Linked DNA regions of Mus musculus: regions 2 and 3 are each linked to region 1. The links are chromatin loops, found by intact Hi-C in ENCODE. Cell type or tissue: heart. All regions are shown on one strand. Each heading gives the region's core, and the rest is flanking DNA. Links, peaks and the distances in the headings are about the cores only. Region 1 holds the start of Cldn1 (claudin 1). Region 2 holds the start of Gm41436 (a long non-coding RNA gene). Region 3 has its middle 19 kb from the start of Gm41436.

Region 1 (10,255 bases), core at 1,248-9,247:
TAACACACTGTTGACCTGTGGGGTTTTGCCCCCACAAAATGCAGAACTTCTTTGAGGGGAGGATTTATTTTCTTTCACTGATGATTTTCTAGTGTTTTGGAATCCTCATAATCAGGACCTGCCTGCCATTCTTCCTCCTTGGGTCAGTCACACATTACCACAGCCACCCAAAACTTAAAACAGTCCTGTTCTCCATTCTGATGAGATTGCTTTATTGTTTAGGGACTCAGTTTGTAACTGTAGAATCGTCATGGTGGAACTGGAGGATAATCTTTTGCCTTAGGTGTTGTAGAATAAGTTGTTCACCAGGTCAGCTGAGTTAAGATGCGAATTCTGTCCTTTAACAGCTTATTTGACACAAAGTACTTTACCTACCTGGGTTACAGCTTCCATATTGGTAATGACAGTTCCCCCACTTGGTGGCTTATTTATCTAAGTAGAATTCTTAGAACTTAGCTGTTGCGTACACACTAAGTACGGTGATGGTTAACTTTTTTGTTTTCAAGTGGTCAGGCTGTGATGTTGTCTTGTTTGATGACTACTTGCCTAGCTAGATATGGCTGTCAAAGGTTTGTTTACATATGATTAACTTTTAAGTCAGTAGACTGAGTGAGGCTTGTCACTCTTGCTGATGTGGTGAGGTTCATCCAACCAGCAAAGGAGAAGAATTCTCTTCTGAACGGCAAGATCGATGCTCCACACCCCCCCCACTCCCCACACCCCCTGCTCTCTCTGGCTCTCTGTTGCTCTCTCTCCCTGTCTTGTGCTCCCCCCTCCCTCTCTGTCCTCAATATACACAAATACACTCTATCACCACTACCACATATCTGCACCCCAGAGGCTCGATTTTCTGAAGTACATGGACTAATATAGATGGTCTTGCATTATGAGATGTGAATGAAATAACATACCAGAGATAACTGTGACTCCATGATCAAATTAATTAGATGTTACTGGCACCTTCTGTGATTAAAAGAACATTTTTTAATGTTCTTTTAATCACAGGAGATTAAAGAACAAAGTAAGGTACAAAGATTGCAGACTTCTACCAACATGCTTCAAGCTATGTGTTTGTGATTGAAATAGATACTGCAACTGGAATCCCAAATTTCTCCTCTCTATCTTGTTGATGAGAGATATCCTAGTCAGGAGTAGAGGGGAAAGCCTAAAGGAAAGTTTATGTTGTGGATGATAGTACAGAGTATAGATATTTGATCATGAAGGGCACAAGTATTTTATTGTGCCCCTTTTAATGTTCTCACTGATTATATTCACATTTCCCAGCTCACAAGAAGAATGCTTCAGATTCTTATCCTAGTCATGTGAAGTACATGGCACTCAGAAAGAAAAAAAATATGCAGTGCCTAGAGGCGATTAGAAATTTCATTTAACACCATAGTTCCATCTGTTTGCCCTTTCTGTTTCTGGATATAGGCTGGTATCTTCCTGATAGAGAACTGCAAAATGTCTTTTATCTATCTATCACCTAGCTATCATCTGCTATCTACCTATCCATCATCAATCTATGTGATGCATGTGAATTAACATAGATGTATCTGAAAATCACCAAACCCAATGTTTTAATGTGTTCTACCATTATCTATATATCATCTATCTATGCATGATGTATATGAATTTGTGTAGATGCATCTGAGAATTACAAAACCCTATGTTTCTATCTATCTATCTATCTATCTATCTATCTATCTATCTATTTATCTATCTATCTATCTGCTATCTATCAATCTCACACCTATCTAGTGTGTAACATGTATATTTGTGTAGGTGCATTTGTGCCATGGTCAGCACATGGAGATCAGAGGAAAATTGGTTGAAGCAGTTTTCTTCTATCCTGTGGGTCTAGGGAGTTAAGCTCAGGCCATTAGACTTGACAACAAACACCCTTATGCTGAGCCATCCCACAGGCCTCAGACCTACATACTTTGCCATAAAAAAGACTGTGCCATTAAGTGGGATTTTAACAGACTCAAGGCAGGAAAGGGTTTTTCTGAACAACCATGAGGATCATTTGCAAATGACAGGGAGAGACAGTGTAGTGAGTCTGATCTTTGTAAGTAATAAGAACTGCCATTTTCTATTAGTTTATCATACACTAGGCAATTAACATGGGTTAGCCTTTTCAATACCCATTTCAACCTTAGACTTGGATTCATTTAAAAGAGGACAAGAGTGTTATGTTAATTTCTCAAGTTCCTCTACAAGTAAGTGTACCAGGGTTCACAAAGTTGGTGCTTTAAAAACATTTTTTGAAATTCAAATATAATTACCTCACTGTTCCTTTCCTCCCCAGCTCTCTTTCATATACCTCCTCTCCCTTGTTTTCTCTCAAATTCATAACTTCTAGCCTCTTTTTTATTGTTGTAAAACACACACACACAAACACACACCACACACAGAGACACTTTTAGTCCTTAATGTATAAAGATAACAATTACTGAAAAACTACAGCTGATCAGAAGTTAGAGATGAACTGCTGTGTGGTGGACAGCCCCAACTGTTTCATCTACAAAATAACTTCTGAACCTAAGACTCAGGGAACATCACAAATGATGTGGCAGAAAGACTGTAAGAGCCAGGGGATTGGGGTATCTGCTGGGTGTGAGATTACATCTCATAGAATTGCCGGGAATGCTCCAGTTGGGTATTCAATACCATATGATCAACCTTGTAATTCTATATACACAAGTAACAATATCCCAAACGGCTGATGCTTTTTAGCTACAACCCTTCACTACCATCTCAAAAGCGATTAGCAGTTTCAAAGGATGTTTTAAGATATCTTTAGGTGTGGAACAATGGTTTGTAGAATTGGGAACCTTCATATCCTAACACTAGAATTCATGCTATATTTTCACATTTGAATATCTGCTCCCTGACACAGCAGATTGTTCGGTGGTGTGTCTATCTGTTCTGTATTTCCTTCCCAAATCATTTTAAAGGGAGTCATAAGCCTGAACAGAGGCCATCCCTAAGTTAAAGGTTTGCATCCCAAAGCGTTTGTCCTTTCAGCAACCAGAGAACATCACAGTGCCCCTTGCCTTCCTTTGTCAACATTCTCTTCTGCATCATTGGTCTCTTGCTTCTGTGTGTCTGTATGTGTGTGTGCGTCTGTCAGTGTGTGTCTGTCTATGTGTGTGTGTGTGTCTACATGTGTGTGCCAGACTACGTGTGTGTGTGTGTATGTGTCTGTCTGTGTGCACCAGAGTGTATGTGGTATGTGTATCTGTCTGTATCTGTGTGTGTCTGTGTGTGTGTTTGTCTGTCTGTCTGTCTATGTGTGTGTCTGTGTCTGAGTGTGTCTATGTGTATGTGGTATATGTGTCTGTGTGTGGTATGTGTCTCTGTGTGTGTGTGTGTGTGTCTGTATGTGTGTTTGTCTGTCTGTCTGTCTATGTGTGTGTCTATGTGTATGTGGTATATGTGTCTGTGTGTGGTATGTGTCTCTGTGTGTGTGTGTGTGTGTCTGTATGTGTGTTTTCTGCTGGTCCTCAGGCTCACTGAGTCCAAGCATCAATCATGTAAGTATGTGCAGTAGCCATAGGACTCTTTGATGTTAGCTTATACACCGCTCCCCCACCAGCACCACCACCAATTCTCCAAGCTGAGACTCATGACATTCCAGAAAGAGCCTCCGTTGGGGAGCAACAGAGACTAGGAAGGGACTATCATGATGCAGTATATCTCTCACTGCCTGGACCAAGACAAACAAAATAGGAGGTAGAGAAAAAAAATCTACCCGTGCTCAGTGTGCTTGGGGCTTCTAGAGAAATATTATAGAGGTCAGGTTCAAGACCAGGACTCTAGAGCAGAGTTGCCATGGGGGGTGTCAACACTGTATGTTACCAAATGTGACCCTTAGGTAAGCAAAGTGACCTCTTACCTTATTCCCTCACATAGAAATATGGGAACACTGAAGAGACTGAGCTTAGCCCCTGACAAGGTTGTACTGCTCACAAGTGTCCTCTGTAGGCAGGTGATGACTGAGAAGTCAATCCCTACTTTTATTGATTGCAAAACTGAGGCAGAAAAAGGGAAGAATCTACATGCAGTCACATGGCAGATTTACTTTCTTAGACTGCACTAGGACTTTGACCGCACCACTGGCAGCCTTTTCTAGAACCTTCTGGCTCATGTTATTGCCTTTATTACTTATGCTTTAGATATGAAAAGCTGATGTTTGTGGGTTGTTTTTCTTCTCAAATTAATGGATTTAGACTGAACTATTATCTCATCTGTTGCTCCTCTGAGGCTAGGGACAGAAAACTAGACGGGATTAGGATGTCGAGGTGAGCACAGAGCAGCAGAGTGGGAAAGCTCACCGCAGCCGCCCAAACACAGTTGTGGGAAGCAAAATAGTCAGCCTTGCACAGATCTGGATTCAAAACAAAACAAAACAAATCAGAAGCCATGCCTCTAATCCCCTGCCAACTGCGGCTTCGTAGAAATGGGTCCTCAGGCACAACTACATAGATGAATTCAAATCTTATTTTTTGAAAGGGGCGCTGAAAAACTGCAGCAGAAATGGATACGATCATATGATCTCACATAGTGCACGTCTTGAGGGAATTCTGTGTTCTAAGCATGATTGACATTTCATCTGCCTGAACAGACACTAGATACCAGGGGAATATTCCTCTGAACTCACAGAGTAGTACTGCCTGCAGGCTGAGGGCGTGAGGGCACAAGTCAGCCAGGGCCTGGCCTACCTACAGATCTTATTTAGAGATCTTTTATGTTTGGAAAACAGCTGGGAGCAGGAGCAGGACAATGAATACTTGTTCAAATCTTGCTATCTCCTGTCTGAGTTCTGTTGTCATCACTACTCCCTAAGTCCCTGACTACAGCAGATCTGAGTCTTTATCCTTAAGCATTGACAAAGCTGGTCTGAGAACAGTGAGCATGGGAGTGAGGGCAGTAAGGCTTTGTTTGTCGTTCTATTTTGTTTTTCACATAACTTTCTTGTGGCAAGCTTGTACTTTCCTTAGCATGCATGGAAGCATCCCTTGTTTTCACTCATGTGTTTATTTCTGCCCTCAATTCTCCTGTTTTTACTAAATCCATAGAAGCCTCTCTTTCCACCGTACTCACACCACAGACAAAATAACAGCTGAGAAAACATTTTAATTATTCTCAACCACAATGTGGGCTTCTGTGTAGCAACAAGCAAGGAAGCTGTACAGACCCAGAGAGGACAGCAAGAGGCAGCCTAGGTCAAAGCCTGGGGAGATTACTGCCAGCTCCAAAGCCAGAGACTAAGTTCTACTAGGATGCATCCAAGTGTCTCTCTTTCTCCTGGAAGAGAATGTGGAGGAACTTGCTGAATTCCATCTGATAAGTCTTTGCTGGTCAGGCATCTCAGATAAGGAGTTACTATGCTAAGCAAATTGCTTTAAGGAAAAAGTGTATGTGTATGTGTATGTGTATGTGTATGTGTATGTGTATGTGTGTATATGTGTGTCTGTGTGTTTGTGCCCGTGCATGCATGCATTGGGTGTGTCAGATAGTGGACTGCATTTTCAAAAGGAAAATAAAAACCCAAAAGACAATATATATATATATGCAGTGGAAAGCACACAGATCTAAGAGTGTACTAGAAACCTGCCCTGAGGCACTCTCCGGTTAGCTCTTCTCTAATCTATAAAGTTTCAACATCTCTGAGACCCATGGGAGAAATGGGAGAAATCTAATGGAATGACCTTAAGGAACAGAAGGGAGCAGAGGGCCCCTAAAAGAGAAGGAACTATCAGACAAGAGGTGCCCAAGGGTGAAGGGAATATAGAAATATCGAGTTAGACACATTTCCTGAATAAAATACTGGGAATATACTAAAAAATGAAAATAGGTTTCTAGTTCCCCCCAGTTTTTCCATCTTTATGTGTTGTTTTTGCATTTACACAGATGAGGTAACTTTTATTATTAGTTAATTACGGAGTGAAATGAAGAAAATGCCTATCAAGTGCTAGGAGAGACACGAAGGGAAGAGGTTAGGGATGCCTGATTCTCTTCAGATGGTCCCCAGGTAGCCCACGGGGCATCATCATCCACCACGGAGCTGGCCTGCGAGGACCTTTGTGGGGATTCGGCCACGAAACCACCAGGGGGCGCTGCATGCCGGGAGGGGCGGAGCTGCTTTAAATCACAGCGCCGGGCGGTTCAGCGTCTCAGAGAACTCTGCCACTTCTCACTTCCAGACTCCACCACCGCCTACCCGGACCAGAAGCCAGGAGCCTCGCCCCGCAGCTGCACAGAGAGCAAGGGTATAGGCACTAACTTGTTTGCAGAGACCCCATCACCTTCGGGAGCTCAGGTGCGCACCTTGCAAACTCCACTTTCTGCATCTGCCACTGAGCCCGCGGGAGCCTCGGAAAGAGCCATGGCCAACGCGGGGCTGCAGCTGCTGGGTTTCATCCTGGCTTCTCTGGGATGGATCGGCTCCATCGTCAGCACTGCCCTGCCCCAGTGGAAGATTTACTCCTATGCTGGGGACAACATCGTGACCGCTCAGGCCATCTACGAGGGACTGTGGATGTCCTGCGTTTCGCAAAGCACCGGGCAGATACAGTGCAAAGTCTTCGACTCCTTGCTGAATCTGAACAGTGAGTGCACCCTCATCCTCCAACTCCCCACTCCCTATCCTTGGACTCTCCCCCACCCTCTCTACCCCCACTCCCCAGCCTTGGAGCCCTTGTCCTCTGTAGTAGCTTCATTCAGCCCAGAGGCTACCCTCGAAATTGGTCAAGGCTTTTCAGCATGTGCTCTGTCCTGATAAAGCAGAAAGAACCCAAGCCCTAGGTTAAAGCCCTAGATTTGCCTCTAACTCTCTACTTGGCACCTTCTGCCCTTTTAGGTGTGATTTTTTTTTTGTCTCAAATTCTAATCAAGGTGGGTGGAGATTGGGAGAATGAAGACCACTGTGGAACTTAGGTTCTTGGGCCTCTTCTGCACATTCATTCTAATAGGGTTTGAACAAGAAAACGGCACACTTTGGGTAGGTTTACAAGCGTTAACTAGATGATTCTGAAATATCAAATAAGAAACTTTCTGAGTTGTCTCATGGCATTTCCAACGCACAGCTAAGGTTTACTCTTTGGGTCTTTTGGTTTTCTACCTTGAAGAACCTCTTGAGATCCCCCCCCCCCCGCCCCCAAAGGATGGACTAGGATTTGCAGGAGAGTCAACTTGTGCGGTACAAGTTTAGAATAAGAAGGACTGGTGGCATCTGGGGAGTGGGTCACTGAAGAGAGCTCTTCTGAATAAACTCAGCAGCATGGCAGCAAGAGCGAAGGCACAGAAGGAGGCAGCCTGGTTGAGGTCACCATGTGGGAAGAAGTCTGTGAGGAAAAAGAAAGGCTATTCCCATGTTTTTCCTTCCGCAATGGAATCTCTATGTATTGATGCATTGGTCCTATATGTAAAGTGAGAAAGGCATGCATAGACAGGAGTATCTCTACTGATTCTGGGGAGACGGGTGATAAGATGTATTCGCCTTCACTTTTAGCTAAAACTTTTTTCAGGGCTTTGTCAGAAAGCCATTCAATTCCTACAGGGCATGTTCTCTTCCTGGAGAAATCACATTGGTTGTCCTGCCCTTTACCTCACAGGAGGAAGAGTTCCCTTAGCCTTTGCCTAAACAAAGCTACTCCACAGTCCCCTGGGAATGCTGCTGTGAACAGTGCTGGCATTGTCCCTGACCTATGAGAGTGGAGCTCTTCCTCCTTCCCAACAAAAGCACTTCACTTTACAGTTATGAGACCTGCCACAAATCAGCTTGACACTGTGAGAACCTGTAGAATGTACTCAGCTGGCATGGTTTTGTCTCCACATCTGGACTCCTCTATTAAAAGTAATCTATACATTTGGAAAGCATGTCCTATTTATTACCCTCCCCGGATACACTCAGACTGTTGACGATTGGGAACTAGTCCAGTGGAAAGAAAATGGTGCCAGGCATTTTCAGAACCATATTGTAGACCTGGCAGGTGAGATCTGCTACAGCAAGTCCAGAGAGGGCTTCCTATCAATTTTATTCCTCTAATCCAAATTCTTTATTTTATCAGGTCTAAGTTTCCCAAATGCCTGGATAGAATGATGGTCCATGCAGCAAATATTCAGATCGCTCCTACCCAGAATAATTCATTAAATGGTTGATTGTAATTTATTCCTTTTAAATATACTTATTATATTTCCTAAAACGGTGATAAACACATTGACTATCCTTCCATCACAAGGAGTGTTTAGAAGTGGCTTGTTTGTTGATTTGTTTTAGCGGAAAACAGCTTCCATCTTCTGTTCTGGTTAAAGCTACAGTTTATTCAAGATGGAGCCCAGCAGCCTCTCCACAAACCAATTCCCAGAAGCGTGAGCCTTGACTCACACTTCTCTCCCAGCTGAGCAGTGATTCAGTAGGTGCCTTTGGACCAGGCCCAGAAAACTTGTCTCTGTTTCTCCACCTGAGCCATGGTGTTCACGCCTACCTGATGTAGAGATCTGGTTGGTGATTCACTGGCTGGTTTTGGTATAGTACCATGACGCCTAGAGATGAAAAGGCTTATCTGTGTGTGTATGTGTGTGTGTCTCATGAAGTTTACCTCTCACAAGATGCTTTGAGGTAAGAGGCACAGCTATGGGTTTCCTAATATTGTACTCGTGAACTTTGCCCCAGAGCCCACTTCACCAAAGTATAAGATAGAAGAGTTTCAGTGTTTTGTAACCAGACCTCAAGGGCTACTTCTGTCATATCTGGTATCAGTTGTGAAAGGCACATGACCTTTACACAATATGTACAGTGAGTGCAGTATTATCACGTCCCACGAGAACCACTGGAAATAGCATAAAGAGGCCATACTGTACAGAGCTTTTGCCGAACAGTTTATAGAAATATAACAATAACTTCCTGGAAAAACAATAGCTACACTGTGAATTATAGCCCATAATAGCCCAGAACATTGCCAAGCCCCTGCTTGTGATCATTTAGAGTGACGATCCTTGCAGCTGAAATTTGGGCATACAAAGTACAGGAGTAAATACAGTTATGGTAGACATTTCTTTGTCTAATTCACACATCTCTCTTGGTTTTGATTCCATTCCCAGCATTGTGGAAAGCCAGCTGCCTGTTCCATGTACTTAGCTAATTGCTTCTTCTTGCTTCACTTTAATAACCAGCACGGTCCAAAGACAGGGCTTTCCTAGGAGGCTGCGTGTTGGGAGGTGTGAAGGCAGAGATGTAAGCATTTTTGTGGATTGCAGTTGTGAAGATTCGAGCAGCAGACAAATGGGAGGTTATGCTAGACTCTCTTTAAGTCTCATCTAGCCCTGAACTGCTGTAATTTGTGTATAAGCTACCCCAGCCTGTTGAACTTGCTCTGCATGAATTCACATGTGTGTAGGTGTGCTTAATGAGTATTGGTGGTTGTGAGGTTTCCCAGCACTCTTGCCATGATGTCAAGCTCAGCGGGGGAGCAAAATCCCTGACGGGGTATCTGTGCAGCACAGGCGGAGAGGTGGGTAACCACTCAGGCTTCTCCAGACTCCTTTCTGCTGCTAAATAGACAACATCCAGAAACGCCATGGGTGTGCAGAGTGGAACAAAAGTTAAACAAGAGCCAAAGTCTGAAATGAAAACGTGTGGAGTTCTTGTCCCAGTTTGTCCTGTCCAGGGAGAGCTACTTGCTCTCCATGGGATTCACAATTTGTAACGTAGGGCAGAGTAGGAGGAGTAGAGGGATGGATCAAAGGTCCACTGGCCTATTTAGCAAACCTGAGCTTGGCCCTATTCTTACTTGTTGGAATGCAGCAAAGGTCATTGGTAAGGCTTGTGACAACTTTGGTTGTCGCCAACTTCAGTGACTGAAGGAAAGAAGTTAAGTGGCATAATACAGGTTTTCTAGGTTACAGTGATGATCGTCACAGAAAAGGTTATTTGAGGTAGAGAATGAGTGGGAGAGTTTAAGGGGAGGAAAGGGAAGTGGAGAAAAGATGTAGTTAGAGTTTAATAAAAAAATAGTGTCACAGAAACGGTAATATACATTTAATAATGAAGCAACATAAAAATGAATAGTATGTTTTTTAAAAGAGATAGCAAAACATCTCAGGATACCCTGAGTAATGGTGATCCCTCATCCTCCAAGACATCGTGGACTGCTGACAGACCCATAGACACCGAGTCACACTTAGCCCACCAGCTCCAGCACCTGTAAAATAGAAATGCAACAATGAAGGCACCCGTGAAACTTTG
Region 2 (10,255 bases), core at 769-8,768, 120 kb after region 1:
CTGGCACAACTGGTTGTTATCGTGTAGAAGAATGCGAATCGATCCATACTTATCTCCTTGTACTAAGGTCAAATCTAAGTGGATCAAGGAACTTCACATAAAACCAGAGACACTGAAACTTATAGAGGAGAAAGTGGGGAAAAGCCTTGAAGATATGGGCACAGGGGAAAAATTCCTGAACAGAACAGCAATGGCTTGTGCTGTAAGATCGAGAATCGACAAATGGGACCTAATGAAACTCCAAAGTTTCTGCAAGGCAAAAGACACCGTCAATAAGACAAAAAGACCACCAACAGATTGGGAAAGGATCTTTACCTATCCTAAATCAGATAGGGGACTAATATCCAACATATATAAAGAACTCAAGAAGGTGGACTTCAGAAAATCAAATAACCCCATTAAAAAATGGGGCTCAGAACTGAACAAAGAATTCTCACCTGAGGAATACCGAATGGCAGAGAAGCACTTGAAAAAATGTTCAACATCCTTAATCATCAGGGAAATGCAAATCAAAACAACCCTGAGATTCCACCTCACACCAGTCAGAATGGCTAAGATCAAAAATTCAGGTGACAGCAGATGCTGGCGAGGATGTGGAGAAAGAGGAACACTCCTCCATTGTTGGTGGGAGTGCAGGCTTGTACAACCACTCTGGAAATCAGTCTGGCGGTTCCTCAGAAAACTGGACATAGTACTACCGGAGGATCCAGCAATACCTCTCCTGGGCATATATCCAGAAGATGCCCCAACAGGTAAGAAGGACACATGCTCCACTATGTTCATAGCAGCCTTATTTATAATAGCCAGAAGCTGGAAAGAACCTAGATGCCCCTCAACAGAGGAATGGATACAGAAAATGTGGTACATCTACACAATGGAGTACTACTCAGCTATTAAAGAGAATGAATTTATGAAATTCCTAGCCAAATGGATGGACCTGGAGGGCATCATCCTGAGTGAGGTAACACATTCACAAAGAAACTCACACAATATGTATTCACTGATAAGTGGATATTAGCCCCAAACCTAGGATACCCAAGATATAAGATATAATTTGCTAAACACATGAAACTCAAGGAGAATGAAGACTGAAGTGTGGACACTATGCCCCTCCTTAGATTTGGGAACAAAACACCCATGGAAGGAGTTACAGAGACGGAGTTTGGAGCTGAGATGAAAGGATGGACCATGTAGAGACTGCCATAGCCAGGGATCCACCCCATAATCAGCATACAAACGCTGACACCATTGCATACACTAGCAAGATTTTATTGAAAGGACGCAGATGTAGCTGTCTCTTGTGAGACTATGCCGGGGCCCAGCAAACACAGAAGTGGATGCTCACAATCAGCTAATGGATGGATCATAGGGCTCCCAATGGAGGAGCTAGAGAAAGTAGCCAAGGAGCTAAAGGGATCTGCAACCCTATAGGTGGAACAACATTATGAGCTAACCAGTACCCCGGAGCTCTTGACTCTAGCTGCATATATATCAAAAGATGGCCTAGTCGGCCATCACTGGAAAGAGAGGCCCATTGGACTTGCAAACTTTATATGCCCCAGTACAGGGGAATACCAGAGCCAAAAAGGGGGAGTGGGTGGGCAGGGGAGTGGGGGTGGGTGGATATGGGGGACTTTTGGTATAGCATTGGAAATGTAAATGAGTTAAATACCTAATAAAAAATGGAAAAAAAAAAGTTAATGGGTACATTGACCAGTGGTAACCTTACTAGGACTATATGTCATTTATTAACTGAACATTCCAATATCATTAAAGATGTCATAAAGGAAGACTTCACTATTCTTAAAGAATAGTCATATTCTAGTTGATTCCTTCATTGTAACACATTTCCAAATAAGACCAGTTAATAGGATGTGTGGATCATCCTATCCACTCTTGGTTTAACCAATTCTCACACAATTACCAAGGGACTTTAGGAAATGCTTTTGTGATAATAATGTCATAATGATCAACTCTAAGATTCTCTCTCTCCCTCTCCATTTTTCTTTTTTTAGTGTACAGAATATAATAATATGTTTTTCAGTCTATGGCAACTTATGGTTGATTTGAAAGCATAAATATATGTTAAAATCATAACACAAGATTTTTAGCTTATGTTTGAATTATGATTGAAGCAAAAATGGCTATAGATGATCAAAAATATGCCACCCCAAAATGTAAAAATGGGGCAATAGAATACTTTACCTCAAAATAAGTTTCCTTGGCATAAGGAATATTTATAGTTGATTATTTTAAAAGAATTTAGTTACATAATAACTTTGAAAACTGCAGTGGATTTAACAGATTGGTTGAATATGCATCTTCCTTTATCAGTGCTCCATTCTCCAGGAAGAGAAGATGGCTCCAAGTCATGGTTGTCAGTGAAAAAGACACTATGCCCAGTCTACAAGAAGCATCTTTTGAGGGCCAGTGAGATGTCTATTCCAGTGGAGGCAGGTGGTGTCAAACATGAACATCTTAGGTATATCACATAGACTCAAATGGTGGAGAAAGAGAACTGACTTCTCCAAGTTGTCCTCTGATCACCACAAGTCTACAACAAATAAATATAAGCAACGCATTTCTCTTTACTTTTCCTGGATGCTTCTCTTTTAACTGTTCATTCTTTATGAAACTGGAGACTGGAGCTAAGCCATATAATTTACTTATTTCATTGGGTATCTCCCATGTATACATGAGATATCTCCATTATTTGGGTTCTATACATATTTTTCTTATCAGACAGCCACTTCAAACAAGAGCCATTAATACAAACAGAAAGACACTTTCCCTTTTTTACAAGATCTAATAAGATTTAAAAAGCAATCAGCTGAAAGAATAGTAATTCTCCTTTAGAACAATTGATGTATAAATTTCTTTCCAGTGTTTTCAGCAAATATTGCCAGATGAGTGGAATGCATCTTGGCTTCTGAGGTAATAAGAGTAAGGAGCCATTGTGTTTAGAAAGAAAATTAAATACTGAGCCTACAGAAAATGAGTATATTTTGCAGTCTTTCTTCCATGACTGAGCAGAGGTGCTATTAACTCTGAGCCAGTCTTTATGATGTTTCCTTTTATTCAGTGATAGAGATGAAGTACACTAAACATTTTCTCTGCATATGCAATGTGTAAAACTGTAGATTGCTAATCTAGGTATCCTGACAACTTTCTTTGGTCTCAAAAATTTCTTCAACTATGACAACGACTATCATGTAAGTGTCTGCTTCCTGATGCTAGAGATGTATTTCTATGTTGCTTCACAGTCACAGCACACAGATCCTTTAAGATAGAATTCGGGGTGTTACCAAAACTTTGAGAATCAATTTTTGCAAGCAGCTTAACACACAGTGTGCTCTAGAATAGTTTATTTTTCGTTATGAATATTCTGTCTCTGTGAAAATGGCTTGCATCAAGGAGTGTTAAACTGCTTCTTAGGGAAGTTTTCTCTACACTAACCCCTCACAGGCCAGCTTTGCCCCATAAAGGATCCTACTCCGAAGCAAGGAGAAATCATGGTGCTCAGAACGAGTCCTTAACACAAATACTCAAGGAAGGTACCTAGGAGCTACTGTTGATTCCAAAGCTGGGGCAATGCAATGCATACGAGACTGGGGTAGATGAGCCTGCATGAAGTTGGCATGACATAGTGAGGGATGAAGGCAGAGAAAGAGGAAGGAGGGAACAAAGCTGAGGCATGCTACCTGCTACAAACCTGAAGAGGATTCTAATAGACAAATACGAGACAAATTTGACCACCAAAATAATTAAATATAATAACAAATAATAAAACATTCCAATTACATTTATTTATTGTATACATTTTATTATTAAAAACCTTGGAAATAAGTAAAAGCATAACATAGTCTAATTAGTCAGACCAAGGGTCTATACAACTTGATGAACTTGTATCCAGGTAGAACTGGCATCCAAAATGGAAGTGGTACAGTTTCACATTAGCTTTGACACTTTCAAAATTAAATATGTCTTATGTTCTTATCCATGACCAAACTAAGAATAATGCATGGAATAATTAGCTCTACGAAGTCAGTTGGTTTTATATCATCTTTTATGACTCATATCCATTGCCTGAATTCAGTCCTGCTCCTTCCTTTATATTTAGCCTTTTGTGGTTTTCTTTTTCTCATAACTGTACTATACTCAGATATAGCTTTCTCTACATATGTTGTTGGATAGATTCCACGTAACAGAGACAACATGCAGCTCATTTCTTTCTGAGATTGTGTGATGATTCATATTATACATTCTAACTCTATCCATTTTCTTGAGAAATTTTAAACTTCACTTCTCTTAAGAGATGAGTAATATTATAGTATATGTATATGTATGCTAGATATTTATTATGTGTTCATTTGTTGATGAACAACATGGTTGATTCCTGCATGTATGAAATATAAGAATTTATAAAAGATAAACAAGAGATTTCTAGTCATAAAGAATACATATATATTAAATCACATATATTTACTATAGTAATTTCTGTAAAATGTTTATCTTATGATTTGCATGAAGAGGTTCAGTCTTTCTTTACCAAATCATTCACATTGTTTCTCTTATTTTATTATACACACACTGTTGTTATGGCCATAAAGAGTAATAAGACATATTCAGAGACTTGAAGCCAACTAAAATTCTGTGAATGGCAATCGTCATGATTAAGAAAAGGTTTGTAATTTATTTCTTTTTTCTTATTATTAAAAAAATTATTTATTGTTAAAAACTTTATGTCTTATTATTAAAACATAAATGAGTTTAAATAGATGTGAAATCATGTTCTCTTCTATCATTAATCCTAGATATATACCTTGTAGTTGGTGACAATTTACTTTATTAAAGTATGATGTTAATCTCACAGTGCATTGATAGAATAATATATTAACTAAAACAGCAAGTGTAAATTGTTGTGAACAAAGAGTCCTGTTTCTGAATTATGTTTTTGTCATTCTGTGTTTTGGACATCTGTGCGAGTTTACGAATGAATTACTGAACTACACTGACTTTGGGAGGTAACAAAAGGAGGGACATATAGTTTGACCTTGCTCAGGTACTGCCCTGTCTTCTACGCATGCACAACCATTCAACCCTCCACACCTCACTGGCTCCAGAGATGAAGCACTGGAGAAAGAGGAAGGCAAAGGAAACTGAAGACTGCCCAAGATCATTGACCAAGGGCAGAGACTGAGAATCAGAAACACTTCTGCCTACACTTGACTCCCCCATGTGGTCAAAAATAGTTTTAAGCTTCTGTAGATGGAATGGCCCCCCCTTCCCCCCCAACTCTCATGATAGCCTATATCCGTACCTGACAATCAATTGTTAAAATAATCTATCAGTTTGTGTTTTCTGTCTTTCAAGCTTATCCAGTTACTAAAGAAACTAATGTGCCATCTGGACACAAATAGATCAAGTCTAATTTTTCTTTTTCCTTCTTTTTTTTTTTAAGTATGGCTGCCCTTCAAATATTTGTTAATATTAAAAAAAAAAAAAACCCACGAAGCCCCCAGAAACCCAAAACATTCATTCTTGGTAACATATCTGCAGAGAAACACATAAGTAATGTCTTTGCTGTCTTGGATTTTGGTATGCTTTTGTTTGGTGATTTTACATTTTTGTATTTAAGATCATGCTTCGTGTATAACCTAGCGGACCACAAACTCACAGTGATCCTCCTGTATCTGCCTCCTGAGTTCTCAAGAGTACTTTCACACCCAGCCTTGGAGTTACAAATTAAGAGAACTTCTCTCTGAACAGGACTAATGTGTGAAATTTTCTTTTGTGAATCATTCAACTCTGTAGCGCTTAAATTTTTCTTCCTGTTAGGGCCATTATACTTTCATCATTTCAAAACCTACTTTTTACTTTTCTTTTTCTTTGTGAGACCTCCATGTTGGCACCACTAAAATCCTTCTCAGAATCTTTGTAGGTTAGTTACCTGCTTTTTGAGTCATCCATCTTGAAATTGTCTTCGTCATGAAATAATTACTAGTTTTAGAAAAGTTGTTTGAGATCGTTTCATCTACTCAGCATGAGAATATAAATATAATTATGCAGAAAGTCAGTGGGATTTATAAAAGTACTGATACTTTTAAGTTTCATTTCTACATCACATGTGGCACAAATACTAATTTTTTAACATTTTTTTAAAGCCCTAAAGTCTCATGCACTTACCTCTGCTGTAGTCAAGCAAGGCGTTGGGTTTTAGGGTAAGAGATGATGCATGGGACTTCTTGTGAAATGAGAAGCTGTTTTCACGAAGGCTGGAGAACAAGTCTTACCAGTTTGTCTACAGCCCTGGGCAGCAGGAGCAACCTCAAAGGACCACAGTGTTCGAGGGTATAATCAGGCCTTACCCACTCACTGAACACAAGAGCAAGACCTGACATTTCCCAATGTGTGAGGGAGATCTCTGTTCCAACCACGAGTTATTACTGCACCCACGTTTCAGGGCAAGCAAATCATTAGTATTATGGGAGCTTGTAAACTCATACAAACAACTAAATCATAATCTTTCAAACTACATGCATAAAAGCCCAATAAGAGGCGCTAAAGATGATGCAGTTGACAAAGCAGGCAGAACACATAATAAATACTGGGGAAGAGTCCAGAAATGAATTATGGGAAATGACACCTGGGACTCAGAAGGGCAACGCTGTTAAAGGTTATTCCGGAATGGAAGTGTTCTAGACGTGTGGATGTATGGGCAAAAGTAGATGGACAAGGCAATTGTGCAGAGGTCCAACACACACTACGAGGGAGCTCCAGATATATCAGTGGACAGAAAAGCTCTGTGGGGAACAGAAAGCCATTTCCTATTGGCCTTTACTCCCTGAACATCCACTTTTGATTTGTTCTCATTTTCGAGTAACTCCAAGTATATTTTCTTGCTGACGTTTGCTCAGGTTTCTGGCTTTATGTGCTTAGGCTATGTTGTATTCTGTGCTGCAACAAAAAGAGGGCCTGATGAAAGGTAAGAGACTGTAGGGCAGGTGTCTCCACCTAGAGCTCCAGCTGAGGACTTCAGGAACTTAATGAAAGCCAGGAAGCAGCAGATCACAGAAGCACTGTCTTCAGCATTTCCTGGACTTTTCACTCCTGCTTTTTGAATCCCACCATATTTTACTTATATAATTTTTACATGCATGTATTTTGCACATATGTATATTTTTACATATATTTTTACATATTTATACACTTTACATGTATTACTTTACATGCATGTAACTTTTGCATATGTGTAATTTACAGGAATTATTTTACATGTATGATAATACATATACGGTGGATCTCATAGAGGAGGCTCATTGATGAGGACACATTCTAACCTACAGCCTGTTTACTGCTACCTCAAGCATCTTTTCTGTGATGAGCTTGGGAATATTGAGGAAGGAATGCTGGAGAGCTTCTACCTACATCTTTCAACCACTTCTAGTAAGCAAGTGAATCAGGCCCTCACTTGATGATGCATGCGGTCACCTGAGGCACCTTAGGGAAGGCCAGTCAGCCACCAAGGTTGGGCAATTTGAGGAGTGGCAACCTATAATAGTAGCATTCTGATGATGGGGTCAACCAGAAATGAATTCCCAGAAGGCTGATGTCATTTAAAACGTCAACTGTCCAAGTATGAAAAAAAAAAAAATAAATAAAAAAGGAAAACGAAAAAGAAAGAAAAGAAAGATGTGAGAACCGACCTGCTCTTCTTGGCACAGAATCAGAGTTTCTATGTGCCACAAAGGGAAGTGGTGTTTCCCCAGCTCCTGAGAAGTTCCCTCTGTCTGGAGGCAGGGCTGTTGGAATAGAATGCCTTTGCCCCTGACTTTTAAAGTTACAAAGAATTGCCAGGTCTAGTTCCAAAGTAGGTCTTCATAAATGATAGACAAGAGACCTGGATGGATCAGAAAATGGCTCTCACACAGGAATTAGACAACCCAAAGTCAAATTCCTCAGCCAGTATTTCAGTCTGACTTAATTTCTAATATCTTCAAATTTCTCTGGAGAGAGGCTTTGCGGCTGAGAAATGATAAGCAATCCTCTTTGCAACAGAACAGAAATTTTGTAGGAGTCAAATAGAACTATGTACTCACCAGCTAGTCTCAAACAATCCATATAGCTAACAAAGACAATTGTCAAAATGTAAGTCCTGATTTGGTTCATCTGGGGTAGGGCCTGGGACCCTGCATTTCCGTTAGGTCCTCCAAACGTTTCATGAGACTGGTCTATGGGGCAGTTTGAATAGTTTTGTGTTAGTGTTCAAAGTATCATATATTAGCTAGTTTTCCATTTCTTGTAAGCTCCCCACTTCATAATTCTAATTCCAAGTCTGCACATTAATTAACATATTCAGTAATAATACAAATGTGCACCCAGAATAGAGAGCCCCACTTATAACTACGCCAACTGCTTAAAAGCTGTTTTTGCATAAAAGCTGAATGGGGGGAATTATTTCTTTATTTTAGAATTTGCATAAAATACACAATTGTCTCTGTGTAAAGAACTAAAGGACAGTAATGAAACAAAAAGTGTTTGAAACAGAGTAGCTTGCAAAAGCATAAGAGGTGGTGGAGTATTTTATAAAACTCAAGCCTTAGAAGTTATCCTATATTATTTATATGCTCTTCATTTTACTACTTTATACATGTGCACAGTATTTCACATCTATTTTTATTATTTCTAGGCCACATTCACATATGAAAACTAATTTATTCTTTAGAAAACTTCATACTGAGTATTACTTGTCCTGTTATATAAGTGACATTAGAACCTGACTGTTTGAAGTGAGTTGCTCAAAGTCACACCGATGCAGCACCAAGATGAAATGTTCTGAAGCCTGGACCAATGATCTCTCATCTCTCTCATCCGCTGTGCTTACACTCCAGAAGTTTCACTTAGGTTTACTGAACCCTAGTTATGAATAAAGGGCCCCAGGAACAGAGTGTAAGAGGTGATGCACATCACAGATCCAGCTGCTGCCAGAGAAATGGAGAGACACAGCCCTTAGATGTCTGTCCCTCCAATCAGATGAAAAGATACTCCAACCCTGATGACTCATTTGCTTGTTTCACCTCCAGCCAAGAATACAATGTTCTATTCCTTCTGGAATGTTCAGAGATGAGAGCACCTGGGGAGTGGAGGACAACTTGACTGCTAAAATTATCCAACATGGGGGCCTGCTTTTCTGCTTGCATCTCCTTCTTACTTACTTTGTGCTGCTTGTGTGCACTCCCACTCATGAGCTCAATCTCACTCCTTGTTCATATGTCACTCAAATATGTGCACAGTCTACAAAAATTAACATCAGAGGTGTTTGCTTGCCTCTTATTCAGTCTGTTTTGATAGCTCTGCAAATGGCACGCTGCTCCTTTTACATTCTAGGCAAGTTCCCTGCCATTAAGCTACATGCCCAGCCCTTGGATTTTGACCTCCTTACATAGCTCAAAGACTGGCCTTTAATCCACTGTGGATTCTTCTCTTAACTCCCAGGGCTTGGTATTATTCAACTAGAACTGAAATGAAGGATTGTCTGTGGGCAGACACAAAAGGGCTTCATTTGAATCGAATGACTGGGAATGGGTATAATGGACATAGAGTGAACATAATATTCAAATTGGTGTGCTGTGACTATCAGATCAAATTTCACTTTAGCCATGTGATCCTGAAAGTTCACTAAACTGTTACTCTCTCACCTGAAAAACAAATATTTTGCCCAACTCATAGTACTGCTTTGAAAAGTGAATGAAATGGCATAGTAAAAGTGCTTTCAGGCTCAGGAGAACTGTGCCAGTGTCTTTGTCTTTATTTCACAAATAATTAACTTTAAGTTGGAAGAAGCTACTGGAAATCCAAGGCATGGCTTATGATTACTCTGCATTTTCTGACTTACTAATATGGACTTGGCAACAGCATTATTAAAAACACCATGGAAAAAATGTGAGAAAAATAAGAGATTTATGATGCCATCTAAGTTGATATAATCCAGACAATAAAAGTATTCACTAAGAGCTGTCAACACCATAGCTTCATGAATTCCAGATGCCAAGAGCTAAGTTTGAGCTTGGGAAAGTTCATTGTGAATGGTGAGTGTTTCTGCAGCAGTATTAAATGAAGTAGCTCAACTATCCAAACTTCGAAGGGGAAGAAAATGATTCACTCTCTAGAATGAGGATCTGGACACAGACATACCTACCAGGGCCCCTGGAAGTTAGTCTAAAACCCCAACCTGCCCTTCCCTTCCTACTAATCA
Region 3 (10,255 bases), core at 843-8,842, 140 kb after region 1:
AGAGTGAGGAAAAGCTCCAACAGGTTTGCTGAAGAGCTGGGAATGAGACAGGGGTGGGAGTGGGAATTGCATTGGCAGGAGAGGAAAGAAGGTGAAAACCTCATGTTTAGCTGCTTTGCTGGCCTTCTTGCTTAGCTGGAAGGTTCTTAGGAATGTCTCCTGGAGTTCAGAGATGGACTAACAAGATTAGATGGGGTAAATAAGGTTGGAGGGGAATATCCATGTGATACACTGGAGATGGGTACAGGGAAGGAGGGGAGGCCACAGCAGGCAATCTGCTACAGAGCTGAGGATGAGACTGGGAGATAAGATTTGGAGGAGAGGAGGGAGAAATGAAGACCTGTAATCAGCCTATTTGCTTCTTTCTTTTACTACTTTCAAAACATTTTATATCATTCTTTCCCAATAAATAGTTTCTGTAAAGCTAAAAATGGCCTTCCCCAAAATTGACAAAACAGATCTATGAGGTGGAAATTTCTGGTTTCTTTGGAGACTCAGTTGTGTCATATGGTATTTTTCTAGAAACTTTCTTATGAGAGGATGTTTGCTTTGCTGAAGCAGGCACCTGAGAGGATGTTTTGCTGAAGAAGACAAGTGAGAGGATGTTTTGCTGAGAACAGACATGTGGTGTTTTTCTGGAAGCTTCCTGGAAAAAGGGGCATGTCATGTTTTGCTAGAGCAGACACATGATGTTTGAGAAGGGTCTAAGTGTAACTCAACAGACAGTGGATGATGCTCTGGCATTTGTTCACCTTGGCACTCTTTGTTTGGTGGTCTTTGTTGGGCATTGTTGACACTTGTTCCCTGATGATCCTGTGGCATTGGTTTGCCTTGCCCTTTTTGCTGATCATCGTTAGTCATTACTTTGTAGAGAGAAGTGCGCCAAAGAACTTCTCATGCTATTGTGGTAGTTTCTCTCCACTTCCTTAGACTCTGGTCAATTGTCACAGCCTCAAGTTTTCTTCTGGAATGAACTGCTGTGGTTTATTCATGAATGGTTATTCATGAATGGTTATTCATGAATGGTTATTGTGAGTGGATCAAGCTACTGCTGCTGATTCATGTGAATTGAACTGCTGATATTCTGACAACAAAACTTGGAATTACCCTCCAAAATATGATTTCTAAACAGTTCCACATCTCCCTTTGCCCTATTAACTTTTCCTTTCCACTACCTTTGGTAGATGGTTCCTTAGAAAGGAAGTTAAAGCATTTAAGAAGCCTTACTAAAGTAGGTTTTGAAAAACTTAAGCCTACAGATCTATCTATACAATCCCATTCCTTGGCATGGCGGAGTAGCTAAAAAGTCACAAGGTTTTCTGCACAAACTGTCATCCTTCCTACTGTCATCCTTTCATGTTGATCCTGTATGTCACTAACTCCCTTTCTTCTGCAAAGACTGGCAATGGAGTCCTGTGGGTTGAGTCCATTCCAGGGCAACCTCACTTGTGAACTAATGTGTGTGACTTACATTTCCAGTGACTGTCTATGGGGCTCTCATGTCATTCAAATGAGCTTTGTTCCATCTTTATTTTAAAGTTCTTCAAAAACAGAAAAAAAATGCTTTTGTTTCAGTAATAATTTGGCACACAATCACATACAATATGTTTTGCCATATGAGCTGTCAGAATGTCAATTCAGAAATATTTCTTTCTTATTCTTAAGGATCTGAAAGGTTCTGTCTTCTCTGCAATGGCTGAAATAAAAAAGGCCAGTTTCTTTGATAAAAGATCAGTTCCTTGAAAAAAATTTTATATATAAAATGTATATTGAACACATTTACTTCTTACTTTCCATCCAATTCCCCCAGGATTCTCTGTCACATCTGCCTCCCAACTTAATGTCCTCCTTTATTTACTTATTCTAACCAATTGAGTTTAGTTACTGTTGCTTATGTGCACACTTCTGTGGGGTCAGCCATTTGATCATAAGGAACCTACAAGTGGCTAATGAAAAGTGACTGTTAGCCACAACCAATTTCCAATGGCTCCTCAGCTGGCTGGTGACTTAGGATTCTCTTCTCACTACATGTTGGAATTTATAACCAGATTAATATTATGCAGGCTTTGTGTAGGTAACCACAGATGCTCTGTGATCATGTATGCAAAGGAAATATCATATCCAGACAACAGCATTTCACAGCACTCCTCTCCCATCCTCTGGCTCCTACATTCTTCACTGGGCCTTGTCTGATAGGGAATTGATGTAGATGACACATCTAAGACTGAACACTCAGAATCACTTATTATTAAGAGAATGCCCAGTAATGTTCTGTATGAAACATTACTCACTATAGCAAGATTTCTGGCCTAAGTCAGGAACTCACAAATACATGGACATAAACATAATCACTTAGCAGGCATCTCTACAATGTATTCATTTAGAAAAATGGTATCAATATGTTCTCCCCTAGAGCCTATGACTAGCCATAGGTTTGGACCATGTTTCCAGTTTGAGACATGCATTATTTAGTGTGGAACAGTTCTTAAATCCAACTCAGATAGTGTTGGTAATGCTCACAGTCTTGATTCTACCACAACAGTGAACACATCTTGCCTGGCAGGTCAGTAATTGTCACATGCAGCATCTAGTACAGGATAATACCATTGATGTCTTTTCCCTCTCAGTAGCCTGAGTAGCATCTTTCAGAAGCAAGAGTTTCCCAGTCAACTCACTATTGACTTCTGTGTGTCCTGCATCAGAGTGTGTAGTGTCTACAGAAACAGAATAACTCTTGCAATCTATTTGTGGTGAATAACCAACAGCAACTGTGGTAACCTGTGGCATTTCAGTTGCCCCTAGGATATGCTTGGCCAATAACTTGTAGGTAGAAACTGTGGTAAGAGCATATTCTAACTTCCCCTCTTAGACTTACTGTGGGGTTTATTTCTGTTATACTCTCACCTTATAGGTACCAATTTCCTTGCCTTTTCTTTGCTTCTCCCTCTTGCCTTCCCTCCTCATTTTGCTTTGTTTTGCTGTTTGTTTTCCCCATCCACTCTGGTAGTTTCAGCTTTCTATAATGCTGCAGGCCTTTTAGAAACCGCAAGAATGAAAAGTTATCAGAGATAACATTTTAACCATGGTTGCTGGTAACTTGAAGATAGTTAAGAAATATTTATTGAGCCATCATTATCATAATCACCACACTAGGGCCAAATCTGTGTATTTTTCCTTTTCACAGAAAAATAGTTATCTTTGTAAATGGACAGAGCTATGATAGTTGGCATATTAATTATCTCTTTCCATGGGTAGGAAGCAACAGACTTGTTTTGTAGAACAAAAGAAAGAAAATTCCTCTGGGGACTTGTTCTACATAGAGCTCCTAAGCTGAGAAAGAAACTTTCTGGGTTTTTGTTGTTGTTGATTTGTTTTGTTTCTGAAATCCCTAAAGTTTTGCTGCTAGGAACCTAGGCAGAACAGACTACAGCACCCAAGATACTGTTAGGTTAATATAAGAATCTCATTTTGGCAACTTGATGTTTAAAAAATAGTATGTTTCTACAAGTTTCCCTTTTAATAAAGAGAGAACAATGCCACAAATGGAGAAGGAAACAAAGAGGAAAGGAAGAAAGATGTTCAAATGGAACAAGAGGGGGAGGATAAAAGGAAGAAAGAAGAAACGGAAGGAAGAGAAGAAAGAAACAGACAGAGAGAGAGAGAGAGAGAGAGAGAGAGAGAGAGGGAGGGTGGAAGGAAGGAAGGAAGGAAGGAAGGAAGGAAGGAAGGAAGGAAGGAAGGAAGGAAGGTGAAGAAAGGGTGGGAGAGACAGAAGGAGGGAAGAAGGAGAGAGGGAGGAGCAAGGGAGAGTGGGAATATATTGTTCTGGGTTTAAGGTTGAAGAAGGAACACAATGTATGCTTCTAATTGTGTTCCCATGGCTCCACCTGCTGGCAGAAACTTTATGATTCGCAGTGACAAGCACTTCAGAGCACAGCAGTGTAGATGCAGGCTGAGGCAAGCCCGGAAGTCACATTCTTCCAAACAAACTTAGCTCACTCTGTTCTGAATGTGGGAATGAACTACCAAGTTTGAGATGTGAGAATCTATACATTTCTGTTGGTTTTAGCTGCATTAAAGCACTTTGTATTGTTAACACGTGGTCACTTTTTAATTTATTAAGACAACACAGACTAGAGATCATATAAAAGTAAATTTTATTGGAATCCATTACCAGTAACCACAAACATAATATCTCTATAGATTATAGATTGTATAGAGGAATTTTTATTAGATAACCATCTAAATAAGCATTTCTATCTATTCACGGAGACCTGTCAAAAACAGGTGAGGAGAGGAAAGAAAGATGGGGAGAGAGGGAGAAAAGAGGACAGGAGACAGGAGAGGAGAGGAGAGGAGAGGAGAGGAGAGGAGAGGAGAGGAGAGGAGAGGAGAGGAGAGGAGAGGAGAGGAGAGGGGAGGGGAGGAGCTCTCGTTTAACTATGAGAGAATGTCTGGAATGTCTTCCTCATACTTCTGGCTCTGAAAGGTAGAAAGGAATATACAGTAGGCTCATATGTGGCATCTCTCCGGTTGTGTTTCCCTGATTTTACATTAGTGGAATAACTATTAAAACATTTCTCTTTAACCTTTTTATGATCCTCTTACTATTTACATTTGACAATTACTGAGTTCTTATCTAGAATAGAGATAGACTAGACCGATACACTACTTATTGACACATTTATTTTTGTTCTTGCACATTTTTAATGGAACAAGAACTACAACTTACATACCAATTTTCTGGAAAAAAATACCTGTGCCAACAATACTCAAGCAATGACCATGGTAAAACCCAAATAATTATTTGGGAGTGAACAAATTTTATTGAAAACTTGTTAATAGGTGAATAAATAACCCGACAAAGAAAGGGATTTTGAAAAGTTGAAGCACAGTTTAAAATTGCTAGATGTTCCTAGAAATGAGCATCAGTCAATGAAACATAAGCTATACTCTGTGAACAGATTAAAATCCAGGAGAGAAGAAATACAATATGCATGGTACTTGATGTAAGCTCGGTTTTCATCACAGAATATGAAACTTGTGAAGCAGGAACTGATGATCTGGGATACTTGCCTGCTCCACCACTCAAGCACTATGTGGTGTGAACCCAGTTTGCATGCACAGTTGGGTGTGGCAGTCCATGCTATAGTAACCCACACTTGGCCCAGCATATTATTACATAGGATACTTCTACCTCAAAAGATTTCTTGTATTTAGAAACCCACACATGCCTCTTTTTTGACCTAGACTTTATTGGGATACGAAATCAATTTCCTAGATAAGGTGGCACATGTTTGCAGCTTGTATTGCATGGGTATTAGAGAGATTGAAACCACAAGAAGAAACAGTGGCTTTTGAAAACAGTGCAACTAGCCAGGTACTATACTTTGGTAAATAAAAAATAAACTGTTTTAGATGAACATAATTTTCTGAAAATCAGCTTAGGGGACACAGTAGCAGGTGGTGATTAATATTCTCACCACCCAGCTCCATGACTAAGGCAGACTTGCCGATGTTGTAGCTCATGGTACCCTGCAAGTCAAAAGAAATGTCTCCAGACTGACACTAGACCCAATAGGGTACAGCTGGATGACAGGAGAGTGCTCATCCTTGGGGACACCTGGGGACAGCACACGTTCCTTAGGTGAGGTAAAAGACCCTCCATAATATCAATAACACAGACAGTGGAAATAATTGCAAATAATGACTTGATGAGCATGCTTGGAGACAATTAAAAGCATAGATTCTGAGGCCAGAAATATCAGGACTTTAAAAAATATTCTTTGTTTTTCGTTTATTAGGTTTTTTTTATTTCCAAACTGCACAACACAGGCAAGTATATAAGCTTTTTAATCCTATGTTCCAATATATAAAATAGAATTGCTCATGTAACTTATGTAAAATAAATGAATTAATGCATACTAATAATTTAGGACATGCTTGGCAAGGACTAGTGCTCATTAAATGGAACTTGGATTTTTCCATGTTTCTTTATTGCTTGTTTATTTGCACATCAGAGAATCTAATAATTTACAGTGCAGAAGTGAACAAATTAAGCAAGAACCTACTGACATTACAGTGTGGTTTGGGAAGATAATCAATACATAATAATGGTAAGCAATGATTTTGGCCTGAAATACACGCAGAAATAGTATAGAAATCCATGGGAGGACACCAATGTGTCCAAAGGGACCAGGAGAGGTTGTGGTAAAGATGTAAAAGTAATTAGAGACTTGGAAGAGGTAAAGGAAGAGAGAAAGCTAAGTAATGGGAAGACATTGCAGGTATACAAATGCACTCAAAGTGAGAAAATGCTTGACACCCTCACAGGCAGATATATGGCTATTGAACATGTAACTAACTTGGGGTGGGTAGTTTTGGTGTGGGCAGTAGGGAGAATCCAGATTCAGCACATTATTTTATGGTAACATATTTAGAGAGGAAATGGCAAGAATAGCTTAATTTTCAAAGACTGGCTGGTTTATTTAACCTCTAATAAATTTGAAATTAGCAAGCTAGTTAGAAAATTTTTTTAATAGGCAAAAGACAGTTTGGAGTAAGAAGATGATGGCAGACACGGAGGCAAATAGACTTGAAGACCAAGACTTGAAGACCAACTTGACTGCTAGCCAGAAGACTGGAAGGAGGAAAAGAGCTTAGTCTTGGAAACTATGTTGATGGGGACACTCCCCACTGTCACAGGAAAACAAAGCAATGAGTTTGGGGACATCAGAGCTACTACCTTTGATTTCAACTTAGTAATTTGTAGGCACAGATGGTTTCTGATTTTTAAGCCTCTAACTTATGGTTTAACTTAATGTATTCTTATTTTAAAGTGATCCATATTCAGTAGGAGTTGCACTTTACATTTTGATGGTTTCTTTTCCTTAGGCAAGCTGTACAGTCTATGCGACTGTCTTGAGAGGCTGAGAAGAGGCAGCAACACACACCTCCCAGTCAACCACACAGTCATGGGAGTGAAGAGCTGGCATTGTACAGTGTACTTTGTTTCTAAGAAATGTTTCTATATCTTTTTTGCTACAACCCATCATAAGTTAAGATCCAGCTCTTCTACCTGGATATCATAGAGGAAATATTATGAACACATATACGATGCAAGGACTGTGGCACACAGACTCGATGGTGGGGACAAAATTATGAGCTGCACAGATGCTTATTCTCTGTGTATAAAAGACAAACGGCTTAAAATAAATATCTACATAGACCCTGGTTGGTGGGATAAATGTAGATTTAACTGATGTAAAAGAACAAGTTTAGAATATCTGAGTTAAAGAAAAATTAGATAAAAAGGGACATGTATAGATAGATCTATGGGAAACAGCAGAGTCTTTTGAGGTTTCTCATGTTAAGGTCCTCCAGAAATCATGAAGGTGGAGGTATTCATCCTGAGCACAAGCAACCTGCTTCTTCCAGTGAGTGCCAGGAAGCCAGTCTACTAGATGGCCCCATTGCAAAAGTGAAGAATGGGCAAGGGGCAGCACAGGAGATGACAAACCACCCATTCTTCCAAGTTTATCTAGCTACTCCTGCAGCCACACCTGCCAGCAGTGGAGTCAGCTGTGTCCTGGTATTTTGTTTGTTTGGTTGGTTGGTTTGGTTTGGTTTGGTTTGGTTTGGTTTGGTTTGGTTTGGCTTGGCTTGGTTTGGTTTTGGTTTGGTTTGGTTTGGTTTGGTTTGGTTTGGCTTGGCTTGGTCTGGTCTGGTCTGGTCTGGTCTGGTTTGGTTTGGTTTGGTTTGGTTTGGTTTTTTAAGTCATCTGCTTATTCAAAATGTTTCCAAGTAAGATGGTGAATTCGATTCCACTCTATGTGACCTGTTGAAAAACAGAAGCAACATAAGAAACAATACACTCTATTCCCACTACGGACAAAAAGATCTGATTAAAAGAGAGAGAAAAAATGAAAAGAAAAGAAGAAAAGAAATAGGCTGAGGTCAAGCTGTATCTACAAAGAAACATCCAGAGGACATCATCAGTGCCCAGCTGTATTATGCTGGTCAGTAGAGGTAGCTATTTCCTCTCTTAGGTAACAAGGAACTGGAAATATATGAGTCAGTCTGAGACTTGAGTAGGAGCTGGATGTACTGTGGGAGGAGCAATGGCAGGAACAGAACAGGTTAAGGAGACAGAGGCAGATGTCCAGCAGAGAAGACTAGGGTGGAGAGTATTCATGTCCTGAGTGAACAGCCAGAGTGGGCACCACCCACAGGAGAGCCACACTAGAATGGAAGAATTGTGCTGCTGAAAGCTGAGCAGGTTCTCAGTGTGATGGGAACATCAAGTGATGGAGGTAACTAAGAGGAGGTGTGCCTTCCACACCCACTCATACCATTAGTCACAGCAAGCCTGCAAATGTTATTGAGAACTGGAAAGTAGGCTAGGGTCACAGGCTGAGGAATTCCTAGCAAGAAACTTGTTTGAATTGCTAAAACCACCAGTGGCCCTTTAGTTATCAGACTGATATAAAACACAGCCTGGGGAGGTATAAAGTATATTCATTCCAACTAGGAGAAATGACTGAGTTCATAATATCTTTCATTATTATGAATATGGATGTTTACTAATATTTATATTTGTATTTATTTTTGTACTTTGTTTTGTTTTTTTTTATGTCTTGACTGAATGGGTTTCCCTGAACATCCTTTCTCTGCACCTATCTTGTAGTATTTTCTACACGACTTCTCACCTCCTGAAAACACATTTTTTCCTTGTGATTCAAACTTCATCCTCTTTTCCCTTTTTCATTTCCTCTCCATACTATGACTTTATTAGTAGTACCTTAACTTCTAAAAACCTACAGACTTCATGCCCCCTCCCCAGTTATTTCCCTAGTGAACTATCCCTAAACCATACTAGGAACACAAGTAAAGTAAACAAATGCTTTATGTAAATCAGTTCTGATTCTACAGTCAACTCATTCTGATCATTACTGCAATTGGCCTTCCTTTTAAGTAGTGGTAGGTAGGGAACATGAGTTAAAGTGAAATCAAATAGACAAAATATATAAAAGGAGAAAAATAGAAGTTGTAGAAAACATCCATTCACACAGATGTACAAAACCCAAAAAAGAAAAAAAAATATTAGGAAAGCCATACAATACCTCAAAAAAGCTTAGAAGACACCAAAGGTATGAGAGAACTTAAATGCTAGGGAAAACAATTCAGTCCTATTCTAAATAGATCAGTGAACACAAAGGGACATAAACAAAGAGAAGAAGTAAGGAAGTCTATCCAGGAAAGTTAGAAAAGTTTAAAAAGCGTCAGCAGTGTAAAAACTCAAAACCAAGACTGAGAATTCTACAAGGAAATGGAAACCCAGATGGATGTCCAAACAGAAAATAGTCAAAAAGAGAGGAAACAATAAGAAAAAATACTGAGACACAAACTAAGAATCCATGGGGTAGAATAAGAAGCTGAGATAAATTCTAAAGCCATAGATAACTTATTTGTTGAAATTATAGCAGAAAAATTCAAATCCAAGAGCAGAAATAGGCATACAAACAAGAACTAATTTAGAAACTTTTTACAACAAAATATGAAAAATACAAAGCAAATAAAACAATGTCAAAAGATTTATGGGGAAATAATCAAAATGACCTCACATAAATACTCAAGAATAATATGAAGCCTCTCATCAGCAGCCATAAACTCTAGAGAAGCCTGGAGTGATAGGTTTCAATTGTAAAAGTAAATGACTACCAGCCAAGCTGCTATACCTAGCAAAGCTATCTTTGAAAGTGATGACTAATTTAAGGACTACTTTAATCTAAACAAGTTCAAATTAATACAATCCACAACAACTAAGCCAATGTTGCAATATATATATATATATATATAAAGGAATGTTATACACAGAAGAAGAAAGTCTCATTTGGAAGAGCACAGGAGGGCACAGACTTATGACATGATCAGATAAGAAGATGAAAAAAAAGATTAGACATAATTCATTACATACGATATGGGAAGCCAGAAAACTTTCAAAACTCCCAGACAAGAAAACAAATAAGCGACAAGTCCCTTCCGCTCGACTCGAGCCCCGGGCTACCTTGCTAGCAGAGTCTTGCCCAACACCCGCAAGGGCCCACACGGGACTCCCCACGGGATCCTAAGACCTCTGGTGAGTGGAACACAGCGCCTGCCCCAATCCAATCGCGCGGAACCTGAGACTGCGGTACATAGGGAAGCAGGCTACCCGGGCCTGATCTGGGGCACAAGTCCCTTCCGCTCGACTCGA

The links. A loop is a pair of places that touch in the nucleus more often than their neighbours do. Peaks named below come from ENCODE experiments on the same cell type or tissue, not always from the same donor. Only the 100,000 strongest peaks of a DNase experiment are listed, where the experiment ranks them.
Region 2: a loop joins it to region 1, with 3.0 times the contacts of the local background. A loop is called at or near these places in 4 of 42 quality-filtered maps.
Region 3: it touches region 1 in a loop (6-fold over the local background); 20 of 42 quality-filtered maps call a loop at or near these places.

The regions. Positions count from the first base shown.
Region 1 is chr16:26,367,766-26,378,020 of GRCm38, reverse strand. It overlaps Cldn1 (claudin 1), which reads left to right and starts at 6,182. Exons shown (of 4, transcript NM_016674.4): 1 at 6,182-6,617. The coding sequence starts at 6,395. In heart, for the core only: a CTCF peak has its summit at 6,114 (motif pointing right); a DNase peak (open chromatin) is centred at 6,220; H3K4me3 peaks cover 758 bases; H3K27me3 peaks cover 1,104 bases.
Region 2 is chr16:26,247,971-26,258,225 of GRCm38, reverse strand. Gm41436 (a long non-coding RNA gene) reads right to left here and starts at 6,308. Exons shown (of 5, transcript XR_875990.1): 1 at 6,187-6,308. In heart, for the core only: a CTCF peak has its summit at 5,211 (motif pointing left); no DNase peak of the experiment used is centred there.
Region 3 is chr16:26,227,966-26,238,220 of GRCm38, reverse strand. No RefSeq gene overlaps it. Among named protein-coding and RNA genes, the nearest start is that of Gm41436, 19 kb to the left of the region's middle. In heart, for the core only: a CTCF peak has its summit at 3,891 (motif pointing left); no DNase peak of the experiment used is centred there.